Linked DNA regions of Mus musculus: all the other regions are linked to region 2. A link is a loop called in an ENCODE intact Hi-C map of the cell type or tissue named here. Cell type or tissue: heart. All regions are shown on one strand. Each heading gives the region's core, and the rest is flanking DNA. Links, peaks and the distances in the headings are about the cores only.

What was found. A loop is a pair of places that touch in the nucleus more often than their neighbours do. Peaks named below come from ENCODE experiments on the same cell type or tissue, not always from the same donor. Only the 100,000 strongest peaks of a DNase experiment are listed, where the experiment ranks them.
Region 1: a loop joins it to region 2, with 2.0 times the contacts of the local background. A loop is called at or near these places in 2 of 42 quality-filtered maps.
Region 3: it touches region 2 in a loop (2.6-fold over the local background); 2 of 42 quality-filtered maps call a loop at or near these places.

The regions. Positions count from the first base shown.
Region 1 is chr6:145,787,515-145,798,451 of GRCm38, forward strand. All of the region lies in intron 1 of Rassf8 (Ras association (RalGDS/AF-6) domain family (N-terminal) member 8), which reads left to right. Among named protein-coding and RNA genes, the nearest start is that of Gm15704, 45 kb to the left of the region's middle. In heart, for the core only: CTCF peaks have their summits at 5,964 (motif pointing left), 7,361 and 9,248; a DNase peak (open chromatin) is centred at 5,887; H3K27ac peaks cover 2,094 bases.
Region 2 is chr6:145,238,112-145,249,048 of GRCm38, forward strand. It overlaps Kras (Kirsten rat sarcoma viral oncogene homolog), which reads right to left. Exons shown (of 5, transcript NM_021284.6): 2 at 8,584-8,705. The coding sequence starts at 8,694. Among named protein-coding and RNA genes, the nearest start is that of Kras, 6.7 kb to the right of the region's middle. In heart, for the core only: a CTCF peak has its summit at 4,640 (motif pointing right); no DNase peak of the experiment used is centred there.
Region 3 is chr6:145,744,666-145,755,602 of GRCm38, forward strand. Rassf8 (Ras association (RalGDS/AF-6) domain family (N-terminal) member 8) reads left to right here and starts at 2,122. Exons shown (of 5, transcript NM_027760.3): 1 at 2,122-2,301. It overlaps Gm15704 (a long non-coding RNA gene), which reads right to left and starts at 3,709. Exons shown (of 4, transcript XR_869590.3): 1 at 2,363-3,709; 2 at 1,155-1,369; 3 at 784-972. In heart, for the core only: CTCF peaks have their summits at 2,101, 3,782 (motif pointing right) and 6,000; a DNase peak (open chromatin) is centred at 2,056; H3K4me3 peaks cover 3,046 bases; H3K27ac peaks cover 2,755 bases.

The sequences.
Region 1 (10,937 bases), core at 1,642-9,641, 550 kb after region 2:
TTGCTAAGTTCTTGTCAGTACTAGTTATTTTTCTTTTCACCATGGGCTTTGCCTGTTAGGCAGTCCCAGTATTCAAGGCTGGACTCTCTGCTTTTAGTTTAGACCTTCACAGAGCCAAGAGGTTTTCTTTTGAGGGAATATTCATCCACTGTTTGTTTCAACTTTGGAAAACTTGGAAGATATCACAGGCTGATTTAGTGGTCTTGTTGTCATTTAGTTAGGTTTTTGTTTTGTTTCCTCATTTGGCTTTGTTTTAGGTTATCTAACTAATCTCTGATTCTAAGATCTAGTGCTTTGGTTTGTCTTTTAGGTAAGGATTTGCTTCTGTTGGGCCTGCGATCTTAAGATCTCCTAATAATCCCTCAGTGCAACCCTCGCGTCTCAGCTGTGTTCTTCATCTTAGTCAGTCTGAACGTTGTCACTCTGTCTTGTTACATAGGACCTGGCAGAGGAGTCTTTGTAGATGCTAGAGTTGTCTACATGTGGAGATCTTTGGGAAAGCCTCATGAACTACAGAATCCTGTGTAGGCTTTATCCTGAGTGAGCACACTTCTTGGGCAATTATAAAGTTTAACATCTCTGAACATTACCAAAGTTTCTCTCTAGAGTCTGGGCTGCTCGTAAAGAGAGTTGTTTGAGAGCAGCTCGATGTATCTGTCCACATAACTCAGTGTGACAGTATCTTCTTCCTTTTAAATTCTGCACTATAGTAGTTTCCATCCTATGGTACTGAGGTCAAGGTCCCGAGGCAGAGGAAAATCCCAGCCGGATGGAATTTACCAGAATGCTAGAGACACTGCATGAACACACCGTCCTAGGTGCTTTCTGTGGACTCCCTGCTAGAGAGCTGCCCTTGCTGCAGGGCTCACACACCCAGGACACCACCTTGCTTCATGAGCTGCTGAACAGGTCAGAAAGCAGAGCCTCCCCTGTCTTCACCAGGGTTCCTTTGCCAGAACTTCACCTGCTGAACCATCCACAAAAATATTTAGGAGCCTGGACCTAATTTCATAGAAGAGGCAAGATGTTGAAGTCGGAGCACAGAAAGCAGTGTCCACTACTAAACACAGCCCAAATGGTTCATGATGCAGAGCCCTTCACTCTGATCTCATTGCTGTTGACGCATCTGTAAAGGGCTTGCGCATTGCTAAGCACTGTAGTTTACTCTGGACTAAGGAAACTTACTACACTTTCCGGTTGGAGTCTGTAGACTCTGAACCTTGGAGAAGAACCTTGTTAGAAACAAACAGATCTTGCTAACACACAAAGGAACACAGGATTAAAGAGAACACAGGATTATCAGGGAATTTCTTTTTACCAAGAAGAGTGCAACAAGCCCCAGGGCATGCTAACACACAGGACAGGAAGCACACTTTGTTTTATTTTAACCCAGAGAGTAACTGTCTTTACTCACTCGCTGGGGTCCAACCTCAGTCTCTTGCAATTATCTCATTTTTAATGACTCAAGTAAAGCAAATGAAGGATGGAAAGAAAGAGGTCGACCGTGTAAGTCACTTATGTGCCTTTGTGTAAGCAAAAGTTTTACCAACTGGGGATTAAAACATTTGCATAAGAGTTTTACAAGGTGAGGGAGATAAAAGATTGGAATTCCTATCATAAACAAAAGTATAGTGTTTGAAGGAAAAGAATAATATTTAATATTTCTTACAACTTTTTATTCTTTTAAATGTTTATGTTTTAAAAGCATTATATTATTTCATCCTGTTATTTGTGGTAGTCATTAAAACAAAATCATAAATATCACACAAGCCTTAGGAATGGGCATGGCCATGCTGGGACTTCATTCTTGGTGAAATAGAAGCAGCTCTAGAGATTGTTCACCTTTAGAAAATATGTCTTTTAATTTAAAAATAATTAAACATATTTGAGTGTATGGAGTTAAAAAAATCCTACTATAACATCTCTTACTAGAAGAAATAAAATTGAGGCTGGAGAGATGGTCAGCTGTAGAAGCACTTAGCTCTTCTTCCAGAGGACCCCAGTTCAGCTCCTAGCACCCACACCAACTTCAGCTTCAGGGATCCAATGCTTGCAGCTTCCTAAGGCTCTTGCACTCACTCACATGCATGTGTCTATGCATGGCACACATGCACATAATAAAAATAAAAAACAAAACAGCAAGAACTGAAAAAACCTGTAAGTCGTGTGCTAAAATATAATAAAACCAAAACCATTTGGTAAGACCAAATATATTTCTTCTTTACTAGGAGTAGAAGCCAAACAATGTATCTTTAATTTCTTAGTAAAACTTGGAATCACAGAAAGATTACACCACTCAGCAGGATTTTGCTGTGGCTGGCTCCAGCTATTATTCTGATGGCCCATGCCGCTCTGAAGAAACCAGGCCTTGGGTGGACACTGGGTCAAGCCTAGGTGGCAACCTGCCTACCAGAAGGCTCTTCCAGTGCACTAGCAGGCTGAGTATGGCCCCAGTTCAGATGGCTGCCTTTGACCTCCTTGCAGACAGTTCAGTCTTTTAAAATATGGCTTCATGAGTGGCTTGAGCTGCCGCGCCCCAGTTTTCCTGAAGCCTTTCTCCTCTCCGGGCTTACCTGCACCCTAGCAGATTTAGGTGTGCCATGCATGAGACAAGGAAGGGAGAAAGAGGAAGGATCGAGCTGCCACTGGGAAACAACGTGTAGAAAATCCCAAGTGATCCATTGCCAGACTGCTGTTACATACAGATCAGGAGTCAGTTGTGTTTCTGTACCCTACTGAGGAGCCATCACAAAATAAATTTAAAATGCTTGCATAAAGCACTACGAAAAAGAATAAAATGATTAGGGATGCAATTCTACAAAAATTATAGAAGCTAGACACAAAATGCCATTAAACATTATTGGAACAAACTAAGACCTAATAAGGACAGACCATGTTGCAGATCCAGTAGGTGTCCATGTGCAAAAGAAAGAAGGTGGCCTCATTCTCACTTCATCGACTGAATGGAAGTAATAAGAGATTTAAAGTAAAGAAGAAAAATCAAAACCTCTTGAGCTAAGGTGTGACTCCTCAGGAAGCAGACAGCAGCTCCTTGTATAGAACACTAAGTTCCAGAGCAACAGAAGAGTACACTAGATATCAGAAATAAAACTTGGGTTCAAAAAAGGGACAAGAAACTCTTCTGAAATGGAAAATATTTGCAAATAGTTTGTTTGATAAAGGACTTACTTCTTACAACCTAGTTGGTTTTTAAACACAGTTAGCTCAAGACTAAGTCAGCTCAAGGAGAAGACTTGGAGTGGGCTCTTCTTCAGAGACAGGTGTTTGGCATTGCTTCTCAAGGAGGAAGTGTAAAACAAAACCAGAAGAAACTACCTATAATTAAAAAAAAAAAAAAGCAAGCAAGGCAGTGGTGGCCCACACCTTTAATCCCAGCACTTGGGAGGCAGAGGCAGGTGGATTTCTGAGTTCTAGGCCAGCCTGGTCTACAGAGTGAGTTCCAGGACAGCCAGGACTACACAGAGAAACCCTGTCTTGAAAAACAAAAAACAAACAAACAAACAAAAAACAAGAGCAGACACTATGATACAACGATAAACTAATGAAAACCATCATCACCACTGATACCCACATAGAAGTGACTCAGCCACTTTGAAAACCAGTCTGACAGTTCCTCAGTGTGGGAGTGTAAGGCCCTGCGGTGCTCCTGACTGTGTGTCCAAGTGCAGCACACAGTCCCATGTAAAACTGCACAGAGGTGCTCCTGACAGCCACACAGTGCCAGCGTGGAACACTTAGTGGTGAATGGCAACAGGTTTTCTATGTGTCGTAGCACAGATGAACATGGCAAGTGTTGTGCTAAGTCACAGAAGCTGGTCACGGAAAGCACATGCTGCTAGATCCGTTTCCATCCGGATGGCCCTTATGACACAGGAGGCAGTGCAGCACTGTGAGCCATTATTGCTAAGACGGAGATAAATTACAACATAAAGAGGTTGAGCCATGAATCAAGTTGTATGTTTTAAAATGTTTCAGCCCCTGCTTCACCCCACTGCCCCCAAATTCAGCAGGTTATGGCTATTTTCATCTTCGCAAAGCCTCGTCTAGGGCTGTCATGGCAAGTGGCAAGAGGGCACTCATAGGTTTGAGGCTTTGGGGACCAGGGAATGAGGACAGTCCCAAACTGATTGTGGTAATTGTTACACAATCAACTTATGCTGATTAAATGAAATGTTAGTGAACCTGAGGAACAAACTAGATAATGCGGACAATTCACTGCGCTACACTTTAAGCAAGAAAGACTGAAGGGCTGCAGGCCCCCGAGGAGGATCCTGGGACACGAACAAACATCGGTTATGTTTTTAGGATTCACAGCTTAAGCCCACTTAAATGACTAACTTGCCAGTTAGGAGTTCAGACCTTCACAGATAAGAGGCTGCTGCTGAGGGTTCTGACGGCCTTGGAGCAGAGAACTTCCTGGAAATCAGATTTATAAGCCATTAATCATTAGTATAAATCTAACTTTTATCAAGGACCTATTGTACATCAATTAAGGTTTATCAGCCACATCCCTATCAGCGACCACATCCCTAGTAGTGGAAGCCACCAGAAGGAAGGACAGAGGCAAGTAGACCTGGCGATTCTGTAGACATGCTTAACCCTTGAGGGAGCATCCTCAAGTGGAGGCTGGGGAGGACCAGACAGATGGGAGAAGGCATAGGAGGAGGGATGAGCAGTCAGGACAGGAGAGCACAGAGGAGAGGCCAGAACATTGATGCTGTGGGGTCATCCCAAGAGGAAGATACTTCAGGAAACGTGAGGGAAGGGCACACAGGAGGCACAGCCTGCAGCACACAGTTCTTGGTGACACTGTCAGCTGTGTTATCTGAGGAGAGATGGAGATAAATTATGAGGCAGAACTGTCAATGGGAATTGTGTGTTTAAAGTGTTCGTGCTGCACTCTGCTCCATTCCCCAAGTCAGCAATGATTTTATTTCCTCAAAGCCTCTCCTACTTTCTGGATGTTTTCAGTGAACATACTTTACTTTTGCAGTAGAGGAAGTTGTTTTAGGAATCCAAGGTTACACTGATGTGCAATACCCTTGTCAATGTCCCGGATACAATACTCCAAACAGGGCTTCATGAAGAAACGGCTCGCTCTCTATCACACTCCTTCTTTATGTTTTTGTGGTGAAACAAGGAACTGTTGTCAGGGTTAAACCCCTTGCTAACCAAGGCGTCTTTCCTGAATTGTTCCTTGTCATCGAGAAGCACTGTAGATCGTCCTTGAGCTTCCTGCTTGCAGCCAGATCTAGGCCTCCCCTGAAACAGTGCAGTAGACTTGTCTCACCCTTCGTAAGATGGGTGGGATATTTGGCTGAAGGCGCAGTGATAGACTAAGCTGGCTTTTGTTTTGCTTTGGTTTGGTTTTGAGATGGGGTTTAGCTATTCAACTCAGGCTGCTTTCAGAAATGTGAATTGTCTCAGCTTACATCCCACACTCCTGTGCTCTGAATCACACCACCAGTGCCCACCAGTGCCCACCAGTGCCCACCAGTGCCCACCAGTGCAGGCTCTTCCTTCTATTTGGTTTCATATATGTGGAGCCCTGAAGCAGCCCTGGCTACTTTACACTTCTATGAAGCAATATTAAACATCACTGCAGTCTTTAGCTGAGGAATGCCTGGGAGTGGCCATATTTATACAGTAAGAACTCTGGATAGCCCTTCCAACTCTGCCTTACATCTTACTAGCTTGGCAGCTATTCCACAGATCTCTATTGCCAGGAAAGTATTCCACAGCCTCTCCTCTGCCCTCAGTGATGGACTTAAGTCTGTTAGTCTCTGGTGCTGGTTCCTGTCTTCTGCTCTCTGCTGCCTGCGGTAAGGGGTGGGGAGATCTACCCTCACATCTTTCATTCCTCTAACCAGCGGCTGGGAGAGCCTTGCCAGTGTTGTCTTGCATCTTTCTAATAGGGAAGAGTGACCTCTGGTGGCTAAAACCATAAGCCCCAAAGTAACAAAAAAGCTCAGGTCACCTCTGCTTAATGTCCCCTCACTTCAGACTGTGTCAGGCACACATTCCACATCCGTGAATGTCTCTGGCTACATGTTTACCGGCTGTATCTCTTGTTACTACCACACATGCCCTGCATGCATAGTCAGCCTTAACTCCAGACCCCAGGTAGTATTCAGCTGGCACTCCTGTTTAGTGATAAATCCTTAAACCTCAATAACTTAACATGTTTGTTGGTTTGTTTGTTTTACCTGTTGACTAGAGAGCTACACTGTCTGATTCATACTCTAGCTGCAGCCTGTCTGCCCCAGCTGTCTGGCAGGTACCGGGCGGCATCCTCAGCTTGGTTGGTGTGCCATTAATGCAGCCTGGTTGTCTGGCAGTTGTGGGCTCACATCAGTCTTTCAATGTCTAATTTCTTGTGGCTCACTTTTTAAATGAGCGGTGTTAGTAACTTACAAGGAGGCCCAGACTGCTGAAAACAGAGATGAAAATAAATTCAAGTAGCAACAAAGTAAAGGGCAGCATTGCCTGTGGGTTACAGATTATCCTATAGAATGTGTGAATGGCTCATCCTTTTGTGAGAATGAAGGTCAGTGGTATGGGTGGTTTATACTTAATGTTAAAATCATTCTTAGTTTTTCCCTGTGATTAAAAGATTGTCTTATTCAAAAGATGAGAAAAACATCTTTGATTAAAAGCCATGGGGTCTAAGACATTTCTGTGGAAATATATATCCACATTGTTTCCATTTCACAGTCCTAGAGGGGGACTCAGGGCCCACATGCTTACACTTTATTTCTGTTTTAAGAAAGCTCTAGCAGGGTTCAGGAACTGGCTTTTAAAATTTACCTGTCTAGGTAAGATACAGCATTGGGTGTTTTTCACACACAGATTGTCTGTGCAGACTGCAACTCTCATGGAACAGTACTGACCCCATCGCAAAATTCCAGGCTGTCATTGAGAAACAGAAACTCCCATGGTAGCTGCTTGCAATAGAAAAGCATCATTTGAGTGAGAAATATTTCTTTTAAAAGCTAGTGGTGATTCTGAATTTGAATTTTCTCTAAAATTCAGTTCCAGTAGGTAAGTAGCTCTGGAGTTGAGCCTGGAACAAAACCTCAAGAATGCATTTCCTCCTCATGAAGCATGGGTGGTTATCAGGATCAGCTGTGTATTATAAAATACAACCCATAATACCACAAAAAGGTGGTCATCCCAGATGCCAGGACATACTTACTATGTTACTGGACCATTAGCCACTCCTCTGATACCTAAGACATAGTAACTTCCTAAGTGTGTTTTCAGTATTTTAATAGTGTTTTGTAGAAATACAGTATTTCAGTGCCCTTTTGTAACCTAAAGAGAGAGACTGCAGTTTCCAGTGCCGCCAGAAGGGGCGCCAGTCTTCTGCTACTGGAGTTAGAGGCAGTGTGAGACACAGCGCATGGGTGCTGGGAACCAAAGGATTCTCTGAAGAGCAGCAAGTACCCTTAACCATGGAGCCATGTCTCCAGCTCCTACGAGTGTCTGTATTAAGGTTCAGTGCTACAGAAGTGATCTGTAAGGTGCCAGGATGAGAGAGCGGCAGTGTCAGATACATTGCAGAGGCAACAGCAGCTATAGTTATGTACAGGTAATGCAATTTAGAACCTTGTTGTTGCCAGGAAGGATGGTCAGAGGTGTTGTAAACTAAAAGACAGCCTGCAGGTGCCTACCCAGTGGGAATGAGAGGTCAGATCTGGGAAAACTTCAGTAAGTACAGAGTACTTCACTTCAGCAGCAGCCGCAAGCCTGCGTTCAAAAGGTTTCCGACTTCTTGAAGCATTCTTACTCAGCAATGTCGAGAAACCCTGGGCATGTGCTTTGGGACCTTCACCTGCCTTACGTGCCTTCCTCTATTATGGGCCTCGTGTGTGTAATCACATGCAAGTGGTTTTTAGTGAGACATCTTTCTGTGTTTAATTTAAATACCTTGCTCCTGTGTGAGCAGCCTTGGGAAATTTGTGATGGAGCCTTCTCATGTCATGGGAAAAGAGTGACCAATAGTTTTAGGATACTTGGACATTTTATATGTGGAAACCGTCTAGATGAAGTTTCCACTCCATTGCTTCTTTGCAGTGCCCTTCTTCTGACACAATATCTGGCTCTATCAGTCTCAGCATCCCTTGTGATGGTGTGCTCATTGTCATGTGCTGACTTCTAAAGTCTTTCAGGAAGTTTGATACTGTGTATGTTATCTTTTTCATAAAAGAAAGTAGGAGAAATTTGGGTTATTAATGTACCTGAGGGCTATTAAGTCTGCATCACATACATTTATAGAAGATTGTTGAAAATCATGCAGGAAGGAAGTGTTCATACAAAACAAGCTGCTTGCATTGAGTGTGTCCCAAGGACAGGGTCCGGGACTCTTGATACTTTTCTGTGACTGTCTAAATGTTCTCAGATACATAATTTTTAGAAAGGAAAATAATTTTAAAAATGGAAATTTCTACATTTATGTGCAGCAAAACTCAAACATTTCCTTCCCTAGCAGCTCTTATTTTTATTTCCATTTGTTTGTTTTTGAGACACCAGAGTCTCTCTGTAGCCCTGGTTGTCTACTACAGAGTGAATTCAGAGATCCCCCTGCTTCTGACGCTCAAGTGCTGGAACTAAAAGCAGGAGCCACCACACCCTGCTTCCCAGCAGTTTTTAGTGTACTTTTTCCTGCTAGTCATAGCCTCAGAAACTTTTAATCCATAAAACATAGAGACTTACTACCATTGAAAGAGCTAGATGAACCCATCAGCACCCAGTCCCTTTGCCCTTCTCTGCTTATTCCAAGCAGGCTCCACATGGGAACGTCAGCTGAGGAATTCTGTTAATGTTTGAGATGTCTGGAGTACCAGCATAATCAGACAGCATACGAACACTCTTTGGCCATGCTCCAAAACCAATGATTACACGTCTAACATTAATCCTACGTGTCTGCAGAAGCTGTTAGAGCAAACATCTAGATTCTTGTACTACCAAGGCTGAGAGATCACATACAAGTTAAAAGAAAAAGCTGCAGATCTGCACCACAGAGACTGGGTTGTCTATGGCTTTCCTTTAAAGCAGCTAAATATGTGAACTATGTCAGCTGTCCTTCAACTGCAACTTTCCCAAGATAAAAATTAAATGTGCTTTAAATGTTGCTGAAGAGTTTAGACATTGCATGCTTTTCTTACTGTGACAAAACGCCCAGATAAACATTTACAAAGAAGCGATCTGTACTTGGGGATAACTTTGCAGGTTGCATTCCTGATGCGCTGCTGCTGTGGCCTGTGGAGGCAGAGCACAGCCGTGGTAGGAGCTTGCAGCAGCCAGAAAGCAGGGAAAGCATGCTGGCAGCGGCGCTCGACGCTCGCTGCGGGCTGTCCTTCCTTCTGTCCAGGCTCCCAGGCCACTGACTGATGCCATCCACATTCAGGGTCTGTCTTAACCCTTCATGCTGTCCAGTAGTCCACTCATCTCTAATCATATCCTTAAAAACACACTCAGACATTTCTAGATCCAGCCAAGACTCATCCTTACAACACTGGAGGCTTTGTAATAAGTTGGGTTTTATTAATTGGAGACAAATTTCGTCTCTAAATGCTGTGGCCCAGCTCTCAGGCCCTTACAGAGACAGTGTGTGGTGCTGCTGCTCCTTTGGCTTAGATAATTTGGAAGGACTTCATCCAGGAGTTTTAATTATTCTTACGTTAAACAACCCATTGTCTGTCCACTGTGTTCAATCAGCTGCGCTGTTGGCTGGTGGTTTTCAAAAGACTCTTCTACCGACTTAAACTTTTTTTTTTTTTTTTTTTTTTTTGGTTTTTCGAGACAGGGTTTCTCTGTATAGCTCTGGCTGTCCTGGAACTCACTCTGTAGACCAGGCTGGCCTCAAACTCAAATCCGCCTGCCTCTGCCTCCTGAGTGCTGGGATTAAAGGTGTGCGCCACCACGCCCAGCTTAAACATTTTTTTAAGACAAGGTCTCACTGTGTATCTGTGAGACCCTGTTCTAGGACCATGGGGCTGTAGGCCGTGAGGTACAGGTGCTCCCCCTCTGTCCCCTTGCATCGTCAGCATCTGCCACAGATGGGCAGAAGCACTGGGTTTGCCAAATCACATGATGGAATGGCTAAAGCTTTAGCCTCCTTTCTGTATGGTTAATTATCTTGGTATTCTGGAGTGGAGTGGGAGGCTAACGGTTGTTTTCATAATGTAGATATGTTGTTACTCTTGGTTTCATTTTTTGCTGTGTGTGTGTGTGTGTGTGTGTGTGTTTGTTTGTGTGTGTGTGTGTGTGTGTTGTGATGTGCATGTGTGTATGGCTGCACTCTCAGTGGGTGTCCTGTCTGTCACTGTCTTATTCCTTTGAGACACAGTCTGTCACTGAGCTTGGAGCTAGCTGGTGACAAGCAAGCCCAGCAGCCACACTGCCCCCTGCACCCCACTGGAGTTACAGGCACGAATGGCCATGACAGGCCTCTGTGTAAGGGGCTATAGGGATTCCCATGTTGGCACAGTGAGTGCTCTTACCCACCCAGCCCCCAGCTCCAGTAGTCTTGGTGTTTAAAAAGGAAATCGGAAAATTGTTGTGTCCTACTATAACATTTCTGACTAGTAGCTAAACATAAATAACTGTTTCTTTGCATTTGAGCCCAAAATGTGACCAATTTAATTTTCCCAGATGCTCTGCCAGTGCTGAGTATATTTGGAAAATAGGTTAGCATCCCCGAGGGAGATGACAGGGTGTGGTAAGGTGACCTCTTACCTGCAGGAGGAGATGCCTGTTGGCCTGAAGTTCCCTGAAGAGCAAAAGGCAAGGAAAGGAGGAAATGGCTTTTTACTGTTGGACTTGTGCTGGGCGGGGGGTGGGGGGGGGTGGGGGGGGGGTGGAGCGGGGGGGGGGGGTGGTAGGAAGCTTCTACAGCACTTCAGGGGCCAGCA
Region 2 (10,937 bases), core at 1,131-9,130:
TATGGCAATAGTAATTTTTAATTACAAATTCTAACAAATTTAATATATGGTACTTTCATTCAAATCATATTATGTTGACACAATTAGAATAATATAACTATTTTAGAACATATAAGACAGAAAGCTGAGGTTTTTCAAGTATCTTAAGGTTTTCAAGTATCTTAAATTTTAGACCATGAAGAATGACATCAATTGAGGAACAACTGCTAAGATATGACAAAACAGCCCGACTTTGAGCCAGACATTTGTAATCCCAGAGAGGGAGGAGATCAGTCTGAGCTATTGTACAGTGAGTTTAATACTAGCCTGAGCTACCTGAGAAAACTCAATATTAAAAAAAAAAAAAGACAAAGTTGGTGCACACACGCCATGCATTACATCGCTTTCCCAAGCAGCACTGAGAACACACCCATTCATCACTAACAAAAGTTTTGTGTTTCTATTTTGAGAAAATGTTTCCATACAGTACAAATGGTTGTGGTTTTATTTGAGGAATATTACTTTTTGAATCTTCATACTTCTGCTATGCCTTGACTCCTTTGTATCTTTTTTGTTAACTTGTATGGCTTTTTAAAAAGTGTTTGTTTGCCGGCCTTTATGCTTTAATGAACATAAACTTTATCTGTAGAACCATTAAGAGGAATTGGGGTCGAGGTGGGAGATCACTCAAGGAAAGAAAAACTCAATGACCAGAAAGGCCTGTGGTTTTCTAGTGCAACTCAATTATATTTAGTATGCTCATTTTTTAGAATAATCAACTTGGGAAGACAGGCAACAGTGAACAGAAACTTAAAAGGTAATGAGGCTTTCACTGAAAGGACTCCTATTACTATTAATAGTAATTACAGCAGCTGATGTGTACTGAGCCCTTACTTATATGCAAACAGGGTAATAAGCTTATTACAGGTACTGTCTTATCCAATCTACCTTCAGGCTGTGCCTTTGTCTTTTGTTATGAATAGGGATGCTGAAATATCAGCTCATGTGTTATTTGGGGATTTACTTCTGCAGTGATTTGCTGTTTTCTTAGCATGTATTACAAGTACTTTTTACTGTTTAGTAACACCTATGGGAAAAAATTATGAAATTGACTTTCTCTGTTTATGGTCTAGCACTTTATATTATTACCTTTCTAAATATTTAAATCCATTGAAGAATGATGTGTTCCATACCACTGTTTATAAAGATTGTACACTCAGTTCTCAAAGGTAGCTAGAAATATGCACAGCGGCTGGATATGACTAATACCAGAACACAACAGAATTGAAGAGCCAAGGCTGGGGCTTGGGTGACACATTCTGTAATCCCAGAACTCACTTGGGAGGTTGAGGCATGGGGACCAGGAGTTTGAGGTCAGAGTCTAGTGAATTCAATATAAGGCCAGCCTAGGGTACATGACACTCTTAAAAAACTCCAACAACTGCAAAAGAGGAGAGAATGTGAAGTACACTAATAGATTTATAAATTCATTCCTACCTACTATGCTATATACTCCAGGAATAGTTACTGCAATCCTAAAGGTCCCATTTTGGGCTAGGTATTACAGCTCCTTAATCTAAAACAAAAATGTTCTAAAGTCTAAATTTTTGGATTAGGGATGTCCAACCAGTAAAATTTGCACAAACATTCCAAAATCCTAGGAAATTAAATTTGAAAAATGTTTGGTTCCAAACATTTCATGTAAGATACTCAATTTGTATATAGTTTCAAAAAGATAGCAAAAAAATTTGTTTTATCTTTCTTTTTCTTTGTTTTGTTTATTTTTCCCTGAAACATGTAGTCCTGGAAGTTGCTGTGTGTAACAGGCTATCTAGAACTCAGAGATGACCTACCTCTGCTTCCAAGTGTTGGGATTAAAGCCATGCACTACCATGTCTGCCTGGTGGTTTTTTGTTGTTGTTGTTGTTGTTTTGTTTTGTTTTTTTTCTCTGACACAGTATCACTATGTAGCCCAGACTGTTCTCAAATTCAAAATCCTCCTGCCTCACTCTTCCAAGTGATAGAACTACAGGTGTGTACCACCACAACCAGCTCAATCTGTATATGGAGGAAGCAGATCCAGTGGAAAAGAAATGCATTTAAGCAATTAAGCAAATAGAAATAAATGTTAACACTAAGCAGGACAAAGTGGAATGGTACCATACAAGAGGTCAACTTTGCCTATGTGACTTAAAGACAGGGGAGAGAAGGTCACTCAAGACAGGAGCAGAGAAAACGTACAAACATGAAATACCACACTGAGTATTGTAGATTCAAAGAGTTCAGTTGGTCTTAGCTTAGTGAAGATAAAGGCAAATAGCAGAGAGTAACAATGAAGCAAAAACCAGCTTCCGAGAGTCTTAAACACAGCTCTTAAGAGCCGCACTTTACACTGTCCAGTCACCTCTGAAACGTTTCTAGGTAAGAAGGGGCACTCAGACTCTCCAACCTGACTGCAAGCATTGGAATGAACTGTGGAACGGGAGAGCTATTTTTTTGCCCTTCCAGATACTGCTTCAGCTCAGCACACACACTCAGAGGTACCAGCGATAGTTGCAGGTGAAGACTTTGAATTTTTAATTACAATATCCCCCAAATCATTGCTGCAATCCCTGACTATCAGGAGTGGTAGCCACTTCTTGATGTTATATTGTATTTCAGTGTTGTCTTTTCAGTCTTCTCATGCCTAATTAATTCTCCATATGAAGTTCTCAGTGTGGAAGTATCTAGTGCACTGCTGACTCCAGTAAGTGTCAAAATCCAAAGGGGGAGAAGGAGGAACTGAGGAATAATGAAGTCCTTACAAGAAGACAAGAGAATGTTACTAAGGTGGCCAAAGCAGTAGGGATGGAGAACACTTAGCTGGTCTAACTGGCACAGCTGCCCTCACAGGCAGCTAGCAGGAATGTAGATGAGGTACAGATGCTCTCAACAGTGACTAGGCTAGTCCTCAAAAAGTTAAACCTGGCCAATCTCAGAGGAACTAGAAGAGATAGTCACACAAAAAAATCTGAACATAAATGCACAACAAAACTGTTATTTAAAAGAGCTCTAAAGAAGAACCCAAATGTCATTAACTGATGAATGGATGAACAAACTGTGGAATGTCAACAAGAGAGAACTACCTTCCCATAAAAAGGAATGAAGTGCTAATATTGTAACAAGGACAAACTCTGGAAATATGTAAAAATCAGACACAAGGCCAAGCAGCAGTGGCACACACCTTTAATCCCAGCTCCTGGAAGGCAGAATTCGAGGCCAGCCTGGTCTACAAAGCAAGTTCCAAGACAGACAGAGCTACAAAGAGAAATCCTGTCATGAGACTAAATAAATAAATATCTGACACAAAAACTACACTGAATGATACATGATTCCTTTAAATGACATATTAAGACAATGCACATGCAAGCAGAGAGTAGTTAGTGGCTGCCAGGGGCTGGAAGGAGAAGGGTTTGGGGACTGACCACTAATGTGTATGGGGCTCCTTTCTGGTGTAATGAAAATATCCTGGAACCAGATAGCAGTGATAGTTGTAACCCTAAGAAATAACTAGTCATCACTGGCTGTGTACTTTAAAATGTTATTTTGTTCTATGTGATTTTCAGCTCAATGTTTTAAAGACAGAGACGAAGTGTAGAGAAGATGAGTGTAATTTTAATTCCCAACCTAAAGACATCCTGGCATGCAGGTCTTGGTACTCAGGGCCTGGAGTCTTTAGCTATTGACAGCTGTAGAATTTCCTTCCTTGTGGTATGGACTTATCAAACTACTTCATCTCCCATCTACTCCAAGCCACTGTTCCTTCAGTGATGAAAATGGATATAATCATACACAGGACAAATAGCCAGGTGAGGATTAAAAACAACAAAAATCCTTTCATAAGATGGAAAGTGTTATACAAATCCATTATAATTCTTTTATACAGTACACCAAGCATTCTACTACTGACCACAAAGTGGTATTCAGACCACTGGCTCTTAATGACTACCCAGAAGTACACCTTATTGTTATACAGCCACAGACATCTGGACTTAAAATGGTCTTTGCAGTTCTCCTTACCATGTCAAAACACAACAGGTCTGGACAAGACCCACAAAAAAACAAGCGAAAACTGACAGTTCAAGATTCCTATTTTGATTGGTAAACAAGGATATTAAAGACTTTGTTCTCATGATAAAATAAGATTATAAAATTCTTTTAAAGTAGGAATAAATAAAAACAAAAACTTATTTTACAAATTCTACGCTTTTGGAATTAGGATAACTAACACTTTGGAGAAAATAAAATATGCAGTACTCCTTAAAAAACAAAACTACCATTAGTTCAAAAATCTGAATAAACTCAAATATTATCAGAATTTTGAAAACAAGGATACTAAAAGGCACATATAAAGCACAAGCAATCAAATTCAGGTTGTACTGCAGCATTTAGTCCCTTCATCCAACAAGCTCAGCCCAACCAGTGTTCACAAAGGAAATGCACCCTGTGCTCTCCCACACGGCCTTCTTTCCTCTTACATATCAACTGTATAAAAGACTCCCAAGTAAAGTTAGCAGATTTATAAACTGATAGAATTACAGGTTGCATCTAAAGGTTAAAAATACAAAAAACAACCTTGAGTTTTCATTGTTATTTATTACAAAAGCAGGTAAGTTACCACTAGAGGGCACTCAAAAAAGGGAGATGAGCTGGCCACAGCTTTAGAGGAAAGTTTTCTTCAAACAAAACTGCTTTTAAAAAATAGACTTCTAGTCAAAAAGTTTTAATACAACTTAAGAGTAAGATAACATACTGCACAGTAACATAACAAATCTATGTCATACTTGAAAATCAGAATAAAAGTTATCACTGGGACATAAATTTGATAATCTGAGCAATGGTTAAAACTGTATGTAGCACAAAAGGCTTTAACTCAGAACTGCTGATATTCTGGGCTAGTTCTTTCTTTGCTATTTCTAGTTGAGCTGTGTGAGGACTTCATATGATATTGCAATAACCATTTCCCACTAACAAAGTTAACTGAAAAACTAGTGCACTTCAAAAAGGACAAAAATTTCAGAAGTCAAGGTGATTCGCATATCCACTATCTCCAATATTAACATGTTCTATGGTAGTTTTCTATATGTATCTGCCATCAAGCAGTCATTAGTAAATTCAAGTTACAGTATACTGATGCACAGACTAGAAGATTATTAAATATTTTCTTAGTTTCAAAGATAACTACTTTTTCACTTACCGTAGTGGAATTATCACTTGTTTCACAAAGTTTAATAAATTCAGTCTCAAACTAGCTAAATATCTTTAGGCCAAGTTAAAACACCTCACAAGTTTACAGATATAAATCAAAGAAGCAGTGACTGCTCTCTTTCACCTCCTAGGATAATATTTTACAAATTTGAAATCACTAAAAAAAAATGTAATGGTATTATCACTTAAATTTTTAAAAAGTATCCTGCCATTTTTTAAATGTAAAGATGTAATGGAATCCCAAAGTACAAGCACTTCACCAATGGGCTATAGCCACAGCCCCTCCTTCATTCTTCACTCTAGACAGGGTCTCACTAAGCTGTGCAGGCTGACCTTGCACCTGCTCTGTAACCCAGGCAGATATTAAACTGGAAATCCTTCTGCCTCCCAGTATCGAGTAGCATCTGCCCCCAGACCCAGCTTCCATGCTCTCATTTTCTCTCTGGCACTTTTCTTCAATTGAAACTTTTTGTACATGTAGGAAGTTGGCATTTTTAGTCAATTAAATCTCTTTCGCTCTTTTGCCCTTCTTACAGCTAAACCACACCAAGAGAGGACCATGTCAGTTTCCTCAGACTCACCACAGATTGTGAGAGAAGGTATAGACTTTTCTCCAGCTGCTAAACTACCTGGGGGAATGTCAGGGTCAAAGTTCACAGGTTATCAGTGCTCCCCAGAGTCAAGTCTTCTGGCATGGCAGAAATCATAATCAAGGTTAGAAATTTAAATTTATAGACTTTTCTACCTTCTTCATACATGATGAATTGTTAGGTGTATATTACATTTTAGCAAACGTGAACTAAAGGCTTCCTAAGCTCTATTTTACCCTGCTCCTACAGCTCTGACGTCATGCTGTAGATATTCGGGATGCCTTCTGAACTAACAGGAGGAAGCACAATAGAACCCCTCAGATTTTCAAGGAAAATGAAGGTTAACTTCTGCTGAAAGCATCTTCCAAATCCCAGGAAAACGTTCACATTTCACATGCATTCTATTAAAACTTCCTTTTACATGTGATTTAAATGGTATAACATGCCAAGTAACCTTGCATTTAGAATACCAGTCAAAATGGATGACCTTTTTGATCTTTCTGGAAGGAAAAAGCAGAACTACATTACAGCACTGAGCTGACCTGTCAAAAATCAGTGTATGAAGACTAGTACAGAGGAGCTCTACGTCACTGATGTAACTTGTTAAACTTGACAAGCAAATAAAAGTCATTTTTATATCTAAGTACCATCTTTTGAAGGGTGGTATACTACTACTAACATTATTTGACACTTCCTAACAATTTTTTAATCAACCTTCAATATTCTAAGTTATATAATCACCTTCCCAAGCTCGCCACTGCCCTCAAAGCCCAACCCAGCACACTGTTTCTTCAAGACAGAAAGAGACCCAAGCCAGGGCACTGTGACCTACTTGAGATTTCATAGCTATGGATTCTGAAGCACTACAAAATTCTACACAAGTCTTTTTTTTTCTTCTTTTTAAATTGGTACATGAAGTAAGGATGTAGCTTGGAGAGTAGAAGATTGCCCAGCAAGTCAGAGGGCGTGGATTCGATTCCCCAGCACAGCCTAGAATGAGCATGGAGGCATAAAAGCCTGTAATGGAGCCCTGTCACTCAAGGAGTGGAAGCTGCATGATCAGGATTGCACGCTAGGTCTCAGCTACCTGAAGAGCCATCTTGGGATACATAAGAACCTATCAAAGAACTGAAAATGGCACATTAGAACAAAGAGGAAAAGCTAAAGATTGGGATATCATCATACTGCAGTAAAGATGCCTAAAAATAATCTAACAATAGGTTATTTCAAAGGCAAAGTAACATTTATTTCACACTTCACTGATATTAAATTTAATATATTTAGACTACACATAAATACTGGAACAATTACCTTGTGAAAAGCCCTTCCTTGGCCGGGCGTGGTAGCGCACGCCTTTAATCCCAGCACTCGGGAGGCAGAAGCAGGTGGATTTCTGAGCTCGAGGCCAGCCTGGTCTACAGAGTGAGTTCCAGGACAGCCAGGGCTATACAAAGAAACCCTGTCTCTAAAAAACCAAAACCAAAACCAAAACCAAAACCAACCAACCAACCAAACAAACAAACAAACAAAAAACGAAAAGCCCTTCCTGCTAATCTCGGAGGTTAAATACACTCTTCTTTGGTTAGGAAAACCTAAACCTACTGACAGCAATAGGAGGTACTACCAGATTTTTCAAGACCTCTTCTAGGTATCAATTCTATTTCTTAGCAGTTGGCCTTTAATTGGTTAAGATTCTATGAAATGAAAATTGTCTGAAAATAATCCTGAAGATCTTACTCATCAAACTGTATTAAGCTTAAAAATTTTAACCATCGGGGCTAGAGAGATGGCTCAGTGGTTAAGAGCATGGGCTGCTCTTCCAAAGGTCCTGAGTTCAATTCCCAGCAACCACATGGTGGCTCGCAATCATCTGTAATGGGATCTGATGCTTTCCTCTTGTGTGTATGAAGACAGTGACACTGTATTCATAAAAATAAATAAATCTTTAAACAAAAAAAGAGCACTGACTGCCTTTCCAGAGGTCCTGAGTTCAATTCCCAGCAACCACATGGTGGCTCACAGCCATCTTAATGGGATCTGATGCCCTCTTCTGGTGTGTCTGAAGAGAGAAGCAGTGTACTCACTTACATAAAATAAATAAGTCTTAAAAAAAAAGCTCAACCATCAAGTGATTCTATTTTCCTAGTATAATCAAATTTTCTCATCACATCAACATTCCAAGTAATCTATAACAATAAAGTGTTTTCAAAAGAGTAACTTTCACTGTACATGGTGGTGTACATCTTTAATCGCAGCATCTGGGCAGCAGAGGCAGGTAGATGGATCTCTGAGAATTCAGAGCTAGTCTGGTCTACATAGTTGAGTTCTAGGCCGGTCAGGGCTGCATAGTAAGACCCTGCCTAAAAGACACCAAACAACAACACAATAACAACAAACCCATAAAACAACAACAAACCTTTCAGGAATAGATCAAAGGCAAAGCTATATTCTTAACTCTCACAAAATCATGAAATTTATTTATCAAAATGCAAATACAAAGCACGGATGGCATCTTGGACCTTACTCTCTGTGGTAAGCTCTCATGAGAAGTGGACTTTCTTTCTCTGTGGTGAGCTCTCATGAGAAGTGGACTTTCTTGCACCTATGGTTCCCTAACACCCAGTTTAAAGCCTTGGAACTAAAGGACATCACATATAACTGAAATAACTTTCAATATAATTTTCTAATAAATATAAAAATGATATCTTTTTCAAAGCGGCTGGCTGCCGTCCTTTACAAGCGCACGCAGACTGTAGAGCAGCGTTACCTCTATCGTAGGGTCATACTCATCCACAAAGTGATTCTGAATTAGCTGTATCGTCAAGGCGCTCTTGCCTACGCCACCAGCTCCAACCACCACAAGTTTATACTCAGTCATTTTCAGCAGGCCTTACAATAAAAATAATAAAATACAACTAAATTAGAACATGTCTCACACAAGATTATCAAAAACTTTATCAATATTTTAACACTCACCTTTGTGTGTAAAACTCTAAGATATTCCGAATTCAGTGACTACAGATGTACAGAGTAACCTGTAAGTCACTTACAACTTTCTCATCAACACTTAATAAAAATACATGGAAACCAGTACTTTCATCTTCTATCATTTAGCTTGTTGATCTAAACAGCCAGATTACTGTTTTGTAGCAGCTAATGGCTCTCAAAGGAATGTATCATGACTTCACTCAGTACAAATATTCTGCATAGTACGCTATACCCTGTGGACACACCCGCATGAGCTTGTCGACAGCTATCCCAACACCTACCCTTGCGGTATTCTTTGTTGACTGGATATTAAAAGTTAGAAGTTAGGTAGCCTAAGAACATCTGTGTTGGAGCCAACAACTGCAGAGAACTGTTTTAAAGCCATCAGAGCAGTTCTGCAATAAAGGGCAACAAAATAGGAAGCCGAAGCTGGTGTCAAAACTGCACTGTGCTGGGGAAAGACATATTTAGGCAATGAAGCAAATAAAGATAATATTTGATGGCATTTTAATCTATAAACTATCTGTGGGAAATGGGTTTAAATATTTGGTATAGGATCAGATCAATTTTAACATATAATCCTTTGAGTACTAAAAACAGTACCTCTGTACAAGGAAATAAAATTGAATGAAATTCAGAGATAAAGACTATTTTTGGCAAGAAAAAAAATGTAAAGAACATAAAAGAGTTTCTCAGTAACCTCTGTGACTTCTGCCTTGCTTATAATACACTGCACTCCCAACAGGTGCACTAAGTGCTGGCACTGTATACAGTTAACAGCCCTGAATACAACACTGTTGTTTCCTAGTCTGCTTTTCCAAACATTTTTGAAATAAAATTAATATATACACTTTATCTCCTTTCCCTTGTAGAACATATATTATTGCAGATAAAGAGACAAATGGATACAAAAGAACTGCACTAAAGTCACAATTTTGTTATAGAATAGATAGTTCCAGGTCAATGTAAGTATATACAGTGTAAACAAACACAAAATACAGTCTACTTATTGACCACCAAGAACTGTTCACACAGGCACCAAGAGGGGAAAATGCAGTTTGTTTTTCCAACACACTGTCTTCCTTACCCTGTGCCTGAAGCCCTCAGTAACAGGACCACAAGGGCAGAAAACCATTGTTATCAGACCTTCATCCAACTCCTGCCCTACTTTGCCCCACCTATCCTTTCTGGCTGCTTGTCTGGGGCCATCCTGTGAGCCACTACTAACCTAACTTACCTGTTTGCCTTCAAGTTTTGTAACAAATGTAGACCATGGCAAATGGGATAGATGAAAAGAAATCACATGGAAATGCGACCTTTGCCTCTCCCTCCCGCAAACAGTGTGGCTAGCGTACAGGAGCAATTTTGGGTCCCTAAAACTTTGTGTGGTAGGGAACAGGATTAGGAGGTTAGAACCGTTTTTACAGCAATTGTTTTTTAGCCTTCTTACTATTACAAGGACAGTTGGTTCTCTAGGCCCTGTAATCACAACAAAGAGAATGCAGATGCAGATATGAGATGTAGATATGAAAGAATACTGTTATGTCCTATGAAGCACAATTAAACAGATTGTTAATGTGTAAAACAAAGCTACTCTAATTCTTTGTTCTAGAAAATTTATTATTTTTTCATTAAAAAATGAATTCATGTTACCAACAGGCACTTTATTCCTAGTTCTAAATAAACTGAAAAAATGTGTTACTTCTAATATAGTAAATATTGGCATGTTCCCCCCCTTCAAGGATTTCTGAGACCCTCAATAATTTGTTTATAGGTGCAAAGGGGTCCCACAGACTAAAATGTTGGCTAATTTAGGGTATACTGTGGACAGATATTGAATCATTTACACCGTAGCTTTTGCTGAATAAAATTTATTGTCGGGTTTTTAAAACTTAGTAATATTTAATTAAGTCCACTAGAAAAAAAAGAAGTCTTACTCAAGAAAAACCTTAAGCCTGAAAGGTTCCCCCACCCACCCACCCCCACCCCCAGTTACAAAAGGTAATAAAGGGGCTCAATTCCAACCAAAGTGGAAAAATTAAATTACTATCCGCCATCTCTTAAAACCAAGGATGCTTGTGAATAGCTACAGTTTCAAATTAAATATATGGATACCTAGCGTATCTGATGTCT
Region 3 (10,937 bases), core at 1,643-9,642, 510 kb after region 2:
ATAAAAAGAATAGGTCAAGACTGGCAAATTCTGCAAAAGGCACAAACTGGGCATTAAGATTTTCCACTGGCTTTGGCAATCAGGCAGGCGGCTGATCCTGTTCAGTGGTTGAGTAGAGGACTGACAGGGGGAGGAGATGTTAGAGCTAGTCTACCTCAAGGCCAGAAAACCCCTTTGAGAAGATCCTATTAGGGTTACAGGAGGACTCCCCTGAAATCCTATTTCCTTGGATTGTGCCTTTGACTCCCAGAGAAAGCCTTTCACCAAATTCTTCAAATGTTGCTTCCTTGCATTTAAGTCTTAGCTAGCATTCTCTTTTTTGTTTCTACTTACTGGTGAAGGAGCTAGTGAGCTGGGGAGAAACTACAGGTTAAAACCGGAGGAAACAAATGTCTAAACAAGAAAGTCTCTCGAACAGAAGTGAGAAACTGGAAGTCCTTTTTCATATCCTTATTTTGATGATAAGAAGCAAGTGCCTAGGCAATAAAGGGAACATTTTACAACTGGAATGCATTCTAGCCTCTCTCCCACTGTATGCCACACCATCTCTTTCCAAATTAATAACTACTACTGAGCTTCGGGCATGTGTGAGCATTTCTAGCCCAAAGACTGAATTTTGTCCACTTCAGGCACTGCATGACAGAAAAATAGTGAAACAACATATGAATTTGCACTTCCAGGTCAATGTTCCGATGTCCTTTGCTGATTAAAAGCTATTTTTAAAGGTGTGTGGGTGCATTTTTTGAATCTGAGCCCAGTTCTTTCTAAACTTTTGTTACTCACCTCTGATTCATTTGCCTTTTTTCCCCTCGTTGTCTGTTGCCTCTATCATGGCCTGCTGCTCAGGGAGGTGGGGGTGCTGTTGCTGAATCACAGCTACTCAGGAAAAGCAATCCAAACTATGCCTTGGAGAATGCTCGACTTAGACTTCTTTCTCTTTTTTGACAGTCCCATTCTGTAGCCCAGGATGCCCTGGAACCAAAGAATGTAGCCCAGGCTGTTCTTGAATTTCTGGCAAAATTCCTGCCTCTCTCTCTCTCTCTCTCTCTCTCTCTCTCTCTCTCTCTCTCTCTGTGTGTGTGTGTGTGTGTAATAATATATGATTCACTCTTTGAGGTCTGATACTGCTTGTTGCTAGGGTAACATATACTGACCTCGAACTTGTGACAATCCTCTTTCCAGTGATCCCAACTCTTTTAAAACCTTTGTTACATTCGATTCATTCACTTCATTTTTTTTTTTTTTTAATCTCTCCTCACTTGCAACGGTCATCACTGGTTGCTGCGGTGGACATCAATTCACAGTTATTCTACAGGAAAAGCCATTCAAACCAGTCCTTGGAAAGGCTGGGCCGTTTCTCCCTTCTTTCCTGTCAGCAGACGCAGAGCGGTCAGCTGCAAGGTCTCACTGGCCTGGCGACCCCAAGCCTGCGAGCGACTGGAGGAAATGTTTAACCTCAGCCAGGCTCCGGCCCACCGGCCTCAGCGCCTCCCACAAAGCCGCACCGCGCTGTCCCGAACCTTGTCTGCAGGCGGGGCCGCCGCTGTAACCCGAGCTGGTGAGGGGTATAACACTGCTCCTCTCTCCAGCGCCGCGACCAGAAAAGGGGCGGAGCCTCTGGCTCTTGGCCCTCCTCCCTGGCCCTCGGCCCGCCCCCCTCTCAGCCCTGCATCCAGCTCTCTCCAGCTCTGCACCCTGCTCTCCCTTGCCCACCTGCAATCACGGCCCTCGGCCCCGCCTCCTCGGCCCTCCGCCCCTCCCTCCCTGGCCCTTGGCTCCGCCTCCTAGGCCTCCGCTCCGCCCTCCCGGGCCGTTCGCCCTGCCTCTTTGGCCCTCCGCCCCTCCCTCCCTGGCCCTTGGCCCCGCCTCCTCGGCCTCCGCCCCACCCGCCCAGGCCCTCCGCCCCGCCTCCTCGGCCCCCCACCACACTTCCCAGACCTCGTCCTCCCTGCCCCGGCGCGGCCTCCCCGGCTGGCTCGCTCTCGCGGCGGCCCTCATCCCGCCCCTGTGCGGGGCTCCGCGGCCCTATCGGTCCCGCCCTCCTTCCTCCGCCCTTCCTCCTCTGCGCCGCTGCGCACCGCCCTCCCTGCCGGGCCAGGCCGGCGTGCGCCCTCCCCGCGCGTCTCTCTGCCGGCTCAGCCCTCCGCGCGCCGCCCTGCGGCCCGGCCTCCTCAGCCCCGGCCCGCCGCTCGCCCTCCGCCGCCGCCGGCCGCGGCCGTCTCAGCCGCCGCCTCAGCCTGGGCGGGCCGGGCCTCCGCCGAGGGCCGTGCACCGGGACTACGAGGACGGGCTGCGAGCGCAGTAAGTACAACTTTCCCGGCCCGCGCCCCCCGCGGCGCCGCTGTCACCCTCGCGCCCTCACCTCGCCTCCCGAAAGTTGGCCCTGCCCGGGGTCGCCTCCTTCCCGGTGTCCTTGGCGAGCGACTTTAGAGGCCACTTTTGTGGGCGAGGGGAATGCGCGGTCGGCCCTCTCCCTCTCCAGATGGAAATCGGATGCTCGCCTGGAGGGAGAGCTTCCCCTCTGGAAAAGGAAAAGTGGCGGTTGGAAGGCTTCTGCATTTTGTCTGAACCGTAGCCGCCCTGCCTCCCCGGTGGCCAGCCCCTCCGGGGAAGCGAGTCGCCCAGAGGCGGCTTGCAAAGTTGGCTGCGTCCTGCACCCTGGAAACTTGCAGAGGGCAATCATAGGAGGCTCAACTTTAAGGGTCGGGGGCTTGGCGTGCGAGGCCGCTGCGGCCCGGTGGTGGGCGGCGGAGACCAGCTAGGGGCTGGGTTGCTCATTTCAGCATCGCCGAGCTGCCCGGGGTTGCGGAACCACTACTTTCCCAGCATCGAACAGCATCAAGGGCTCAAGCCCTTGGATCCTAGGTAGGGTTTAATCGCAGTCAGTTCTGGTCCTAATCTTTGGAGGCACAGAAGGAAATATGCAGGACACGTTTCCTAGCCTACTCCAGCTTGTCAGGTCAGCTCTGCCAACACATCAAAGCCTTGCGTTAAGGAGAAAAAAAAAAAAAATCCCTCCAACCCGCTGACAGCAGGGACGAACACTTAGATACCTAACTGTAGATTGGTGCTCAGCCATTTTTCATGAGACACGTTTTGTCCCAGGGAAGTATATTAAATATGTGGTGATCTCTGCGTTTCTGCCCAGTTTTGGGATGTGTATGTGTGTGTGTGTGTGTGTGTGTATGTGTATGTGTGTGGGGGTGTAGGTAGTTTTTCTTTCTTCTTTAAAAGTCTTTAATCTGTGGTTGCCAGGGGTTGTGATCGTACCTTGGAGGCACAGAAAACCGGCACCTTTCCTGTTTTGTTTTTTAAACCCAAAAACCTGTTCTTTGCTGGAGGCAATCGGGAATGTCAGCCCACTGCAGGGTGGGGGTGGGGGTGGGGTGCTGATAAACCCAGGAATCAGGGCTCCGGACAACTGCGCTAGCAGTTTGGGAAGTGGTTTGTGCTTTATCCTCTAGTGGTCATGTTAATGGTTCTTGTGATCGTATATATTTCCATGGGGAGCTACCCCTAAACCTCAAAAGTACACACGGCCAATACTCCATTTAAGAAGACTGGACACGCTTTGATGATTCTTCTACTGGAGGATCAGATTCAACACAGTGTAATTTGCAGTGTAGGTAATTAAATCTTTTCTAAAAATCCTCCCAATCAGTCACCCCTCCCTTGAAGAGTCTCAAGATGGTACTTTCCGTACCGGGCTCAATTGGCCATAATGGACTGAGATCTTTGCCATCAAGCCCTGTTTCTGGGCTACAGGAGCTTTGGGGGACAGCAGAGAGCCCCTAGAGGGAGCCAAGTCACGGGGCTGACTGTGCAGATAGGAAAGGTTTTCAGTTAGTGTCAGTGTCCTGGAGAGACTCAGTTCCGAAGGTGCCCATGCCATTCCTGGGGTCACACTACCTGAATTCTGCATTTTTTTTTTTTTTAGAGCTGTTTGGAAATTGTAGATTTAGCATCATACAGGGTTGTTGTGTTGCTTTTCTTTGCATTTTTGTCTTTAGAGTTTTAAAGCTTATGACTTTTAAAATCCTAATCCTCCGTGCTCACTTTTATAGCCTTTGTATTTGGTGGCATATGTTAGTGCTTGACCTGAGTGCCTTGCTTTCTGAGAAATGGTTAATTTCTTAAGAAAAGGTTTCCTGTTTCTTATTGGACTTTCTGTTGTTTCATAGAATTTGGGAGTAAAACTATTGTTTACTGCAGGGTATCATTGCTCTTTTTGTTGGAGTTAATTTTGGCAGTCCGGCTTTGTCCATTTATAAAATGTTGAAGTCCCAGAAAAATTTGCAAGTGTTCAAAACTTGGCCAAGTTCATTCTAGGTGGAGGTGGAATAGGGTTGAGGTGTGGATAGGAAACATTAGAAATTATAAATACAGGATTTGAATTAAAGAGCAATGTATCAACTACTGGCTCTTCTTGGCTGTTACTTTGTTTCAGTCCTAAATATCCTAATGTAGAAGTAGTTCCTAGTGTTCTATAGACTTGGGAGGGATGCCTCCTAGCAGCTAGCCAGACTTGTCAGCATCCAGGGAGCCAAGAATGGTCCCCGTTTCTCTAGCTTTGTGATCTAAATTCACTGCCTTTAAGATGGGGATACTACTGTTATCAGGAAAGCTATGATGGACAGGCACCTCAGGCGTGCCTGGCACATCTTCGTCTACAATGGCAGCATCTCCCATTTCTCCGGAACTTTGTCTGTGCCATCCAGACTTGCAAACTCTTCCTTGCCTTTTCCGAACGCATCTATCCAAACAAAGTGTCTTGCTTACTCTGCACTCTCTTCTGTCCATCAGCTCTCAGAAACAGTTGACCACAAAGTACTGGCTATCTTTCCAGCAAAGTAGCTCTCAAACCTGTTTGATTTTCAGGCTCTGCCATGTTGTCCTTTAGTTCAAGCCACTCTGACCTCTCTTAAGTTTGCCGGTCTCCTTTGCCCCTTCCTGCTTGTTTTCTTGACAATAGCCTGAAAAAGAAAGCCATTTCTTCTTCAGGCCTTCAAGATTCCCAAGAATCCTTGGAGTATGGTATAGAATCCTCAGCAGGCCTTCTTGTGCTGTTTCTTGAGGCCCCAGCCCCTCACCCACATCTCCCAGAATACAGGTCAGTTCCCCAGCAGCCTGGCCTCAGGGCCATTTTCCCAGCTCCTGAGTAATTCCTCATCTTTTGAGGACTAGCTCCAGTATGCTTCCTTATGGAAGTCTTCTCTGTCCACTGTTTTCACATCCGTTAGACCCATCTTACTTCTTCCACAATGACAGTCATTCTTAATCTGTCAAAATTTATAATTATACTGTATTTTATTGTTTTCTCCATCCCTTGTGGGCAGTAGTGCCTGCTTTACTCTCCAGGTCCTAGTGTACGTAGCTGTGCTCAGTAGAGAAAGTGGTGTAGTATCCACTTTTCATGTATACCCTCGTTTGAAACTGCATAGAGCAGTCTGTCTTCAAACTCACAGAGATCTGCCTGCTTCTGCCTACTGAGTGCTGGGATTAAAGCACTCAGGCACCGATCGGCACACCCAGGACATTTATGCTCTGTGATATTTGTGTTTTGTGTCAGAAAAGCCAAACTAGCCCTTCTGTGTTCTAATTTTGTGGATGATCTGGAACAGCCTTTAAGTATCAGGTAAAAACAATGCATTTTTGGTCTGTGGAAAACGCATGCTAATGAGACACTTTTAACTAGTGTTGCTCTTGTGATACTCTATGGTACACATTCTGCTTTCCTAACTACATACAGCATTAAACCAACTGTGTCTTATTAGAACAGGATTACAGAATGGAAATATGAATTCTGCTGTGCCTGATGTTTTGCAGTGTCACGTGGTTGTGGGCCAGACAGATGGTGTGACTGCTCAGTGCCAGATGCCCAAGGAGGTTGGGGAAGCTGCCACAGGCCAAGGAGGGAAGGGTCTAAGGATGCCCAGTGGTGTCCCGCCGAGTGTGATTTTCATCACCAAGTGCCATCTGAGCCAACTCTAGAGAGGAGCAACAGGAGCCACCTAGAGGTGGGGAAGTTCTTTTTCCTTTCTCACTAAAGTCTTTTTTAGCAGAAGTAGGCATGACCTTCCATAGCCAAGCAAGTGTAAAGCAGTGTTGGCTGTTTCTGTAGTGTGGTTGCCCCACATAAAATCCTGACTCAGTGTCTCATGGCTCAGCGATGCCTCTGCTGCTCAAGCTGCAGGTGCTCTCTGTTCTTACAATCTTCAGCATTGTCTCCTGACTTTTTCTTAAGTCAGTGTGTTTCCTTCAGTATCTCCTCCCCCTTGGAGCACATGTGACCCAGCTTCTTTTTTGTTGGTCAGGGAATGCACCAAGGACTTTGGATCTACTGCTGTCTTCCGAAGGGAGTCCTCTGCACACGGCCTCTAGGTCCCCCTCTGTGCTGGGATGGTGAACGAGATTACAGATCCTCTGAGCTCCTGCGGCATGCCCAGCCCCACGCTGGCCCAAGAGGAGGGCATGGTTGACCAGGACATGGTCAGGAAAAGGCTGCTTAGGTCTTCATGCCTTCATTTTATTCAGAGAATCTGGTCCCCTTCTTCGCTCTTCTTCCCACTGAAGATAGAACTGTACCTTCTATAAGGCCTCAGACTTTCCTGAGTGAAAGAATAGGAATGGTTTTAGGAAGGCATCTGGCATGTGACTTGCTTTGTGCAGGATCTCTGGGCCCCAGGACATTTGTATCACCACTGTAGACATTATTGTGGTTGGGTACCCTTGTAATTTTTTGGTCTCTTAGGTGTATATGCCCACTGGCTACCTAGAACTTGGACAGTTGCCTGGAGTGTCTTGGCACCAGTACCATTTATTACCTTTTATTTCCAGCCCAAATGTCAGATGCAGGTTGGTTTTAATTGTTTGTATGTTTTATACATTCAGGTTTTTATCATCAAGTTCAACATAATTAATTTTAGAGCTGTCCGGATTTTATGCATTGTAGCTTACTTTCAGTAAGCATTCAGTTTTTACATATGTATGTATATATATATATATGTATATATATATATATATATATACATACATACATATACATATATGTACATATACACACACATATATATATACACACATGTAGGTTATAACAAGAGGGAAGTTAAAATCACTTTCTTCCATATTTTATTCATGTAGACATATGCATTGTCTTTCTTGATGATTATCACTGGCTTCTGAGTGCTATATCAAATTTATCATTAAGTGTAGTAATTTTATTATTGGAAAATCAGTTAAAGTGAAATGATCTTTTCAAATATAAATATATATTCTATACTCTTACTGGGTAGACATTAGTCAGCAAAGTAAAGTAAGAATTTATTTATTTATTTATTTATTTTGTTTTTTTTCTGAGACAGTGTTTCTCTGTATAGCCCTTGGCTGGCCTGAAACTCACTTTGTAGACCAGGCTGGCTCCGAACTCAGAAATCCGCCTGCCTCTGCTTCCCGAGTGCTGGGATTAAAGGCGTGCACCACCATGCTCGGCTAAGAATTTATTTTTATTTATATAAGAATATAAATAATATTCTTACTATAGTTGAATAGATTTATAATATATGCAGCTCTGTTGTAGAAATACCATTGTGGAATAGGTTAGGCATAGTGTCAGACTCTGAGTTAAAACTCAGCCATTTAGGCAAGAGATTGTATTACTGGATGTATTAGGGTCTGTTTTGTATTTTAGCTTCCTTATTTTGATGTGTGTGGTGACTTTTCTTACATGTATTTACTTATTTTAAATATTACTATTGACTGCTTTGTGTAAATGTGTGAATCGCACATGTGGAGATGAGAGGACATTTGTGCGAGTCCTCGTTCTCCTCCTCAGTAGGTCCACAGACTTGGTAGTGAGCTGGGCTGGCTGAGCTGTCTTGCCAGCCTTATACTTTACTCAGATAAAACTGCAGTGAAGTAAGCTGTGCGTGCGTGACTACAGTTTTACAGGCTTTGGTTCAGGTATGTGAAGTCCTTGTCACCGCCAGCACACAGCCTATCCATCGTCCTCCTCCCCACGTGTCTCTCTGATAGTGCATCCTCTTCCCAGCCTCCCCTCCTTCAAACTCCCCTCTGCTCTCTGTCCGGTAGAAGCCTGCCTTTTCTAGGATGTGAACTGAGTGGGATCCTTGCTGTGCTGTCTTACTCATGTTGGTATTTATTTTTCTCACTCGTGTTGGTATTTGAAGCAGTGGGGCCGGGGGCGGGGGTAGCAAGGTAGTAGAGTGCTTCTGGCCTTTATATACAAGAGCCTGACTTAGTCTCCAGCATTGTAGAAGCAGGATGATTAGAAATTCAAGGTCATCTTCCCTTGCTTTTGAGTTCCAAGGCAGCCTGGGACACCAAGGGCAGTTCTTAAAAACAAACAAAAAAACATTCCATATGCATGCCTGCTGTTCAAATGTATCTCAACTTGCTAATCTGCTGATAGACTTCTGGGCTATTGCCTTTGCTTGTGAGCTTAGCTTTTAAAGAAAATGCCAAAATGTTTTCTGAGCACACTCTACCATTTTACATTTGTTTTGCTTCTTTGCAGTGTTTGCCTGGCCTTAAACTGGCCTTCTTGCCTCCCTCCACCTCCAGAGTTGGGGGAAGGGGCTGGGGGAGGGTGTTTGTAAGCAAGTGTGCACCACCATTGCACCTTCTCTGCTGTATGTAACACACTCCTGCCTTGCTGCTGCACTTGGTATAATCAGTCTCTTTTTAGAAAGCGTTTGGGTGTCCATTGGTGCATTTCATTGACACATGTCTAATGATTGATGTTGAACATCTCTAAATTCACTTTTATTTGATTTTATTTGTATCGATGTTTTGCTGGCTCGTGTGTCTGTGCAGCATACACATGCCTGGTGTCCTCTGAGGCCAGAAGAGGGTGTTGGGTCCTCTGAGACTGGAGTTACAGATGGTTTCGAGACACCATACGGGTGCTGGGAATTGAACCCTGCTCTTTTGTGAGAGTAGAAAGTATTCTTAACTGCTGAGCCATCTCTCTAGCCCTGTTCATATTCTTTCTGGGTTTTAAGATCGAATTTTGAGAGGTTTTGTGTATTGGGGTGCAGTCACTCATCAAATAGATTTTCTGCCAAAGTGTCTCAGTCCAAGGCCTGCCGTTGACTGTGTGGGGACTTTCTACGAGTTTTACATTTCCATGAAATCTAACCTATGAGGTTTTTTTCTTTTTTTTTCCTTATATTGGTGGTACTTCTATAATGTGGTACTCAAGACTTACTTGTTAACCTAAACTCATAACTGTATGTCCCTATGTTTTCTTCTAAAAGTGTTATAGCACCAGGTTTTAGATTTACACCCATGATCTGTCTTGAGTTAATTTTTATACAACTGTGCATTATGAGTCCAGGCTTATTTTCTACATATAGAAATTCAGTTGTTCTCACATTGTTTATTAGAGTGCTTTTGTCTGATAAATTCTCCCTTGCCCCATCTCTGAAGTCAGTTGTCTGTTAGTCAGTGGCTATTCTTAGCTGAATGGAAGCTGAATCCCGTTCTTGATTATATGTTTGGGGCATGTTTAATAACACTTTTGGTCTCTTTACTGTGACCATATGGAAACCTTTCCTTCTCAAAGCTTCTTTTATGTTGTATTTGATTTGACTTAGGATGCGGTTCAGCAGTGAGATGCTGTTGTTACAATGATGCAGTCACAGCAGGTCACAGATCTGTTATTGCTTGTCAGTCAGAGTCTGCAACCTCTGTCTTCCATCCTAAATCCATGCCTTTCTTTTCTTTTTTCTTTTTTTCTAGCTTTATCTTTCCTTTCCTCTGTTGTATTTTACTGAGCTCAAGGCAGATGCTAGAGAAAGTGTGCACTTCAGTTGGAATCCCAGGGCAGGGTAAGGAGATGGCTCGGCTGTTAAGAGGCTCCACGCCAAGACCTGTGAAGGCGTTGTCAGCCCAAATGGGGCCAACTTTTGGCAACATTCACAGTCTGACCTGTCTTTGTCTTAAAATAGCTCTTAGCTGGCACTGTGCTGCCCACCTGTAGTCCAGAGGCAGGTGGATCTCTGTGAGTTTGAGGCCAGCCCATCTACCTGGCACGTTTCAGACCAGCCAGGACTACACTTGATTGAGTCCTGTTCTTAACAAACAAGCTTCAACACATTCTTCCTAGTTGCCGTCCTCCCCGCATTTGTTCGCTTATCTAAACAAACCACACACCTTCCATGTTGGAGATATAGCAGAGAAAATGCAGAGAGTACCTGTTGCTGTGGACTAGTGGGGGAGGTGGGTGGTCAAGGAGGGAGTCTTTCTACATGTTTCTGAGTGTTTTAGCCTCTTCTCTTTGTAGGCAGTAGGTTGCCCGTGGGCTCTCTGAGCTCCTCTCAAGATGCCTCGTCATGAGCCTTTCTCTTTGCGTTTGCATTCCTGAGAAGTACAGAACTTACCCAGTTCTGAAGTTTAACCCAAGAGGGACAACCTCTGCTCTACATTGCTTTTGCTCTGACATTGAAACATGGCTGTCCTTCCTCATCTGCTCCTCCAGAGCTCCAGATCCCGCCTGCCCAGCCACATGGCCGGCCTTCAGGATGCACGTGGCCACTTCTTCCTTAGTTCCTACCCGGGCCCATGGCATACTGGGCCTCATGTTCCTGCTTCCTTGTCTCTGCCACCCCGCTCTGACTACCTTATGCACAGCATAAGGGTCCTTCTCCTTTCCCCACAGCCCAAATTTGTCGTCTCTCACACAGACCGTGACCATTCACCTGATGTCACCCTGCACGCATTGCTGACTGGAGAAAGCCCTGCTCCGTGGGTGCCTGCAGGGTTAACTCAAACTCTGGGATGTACACAGGACTTATTCTTTATAAGCCAGCGTATTTAATGTTACCTCTCCGCCAGTAACACTGGTGTACTTTGTAGAGAGCACAGCTTCATATGACTGGTGCCAGGTGAAGTGCAGCACTGTCCCCTTGCTTGTCACA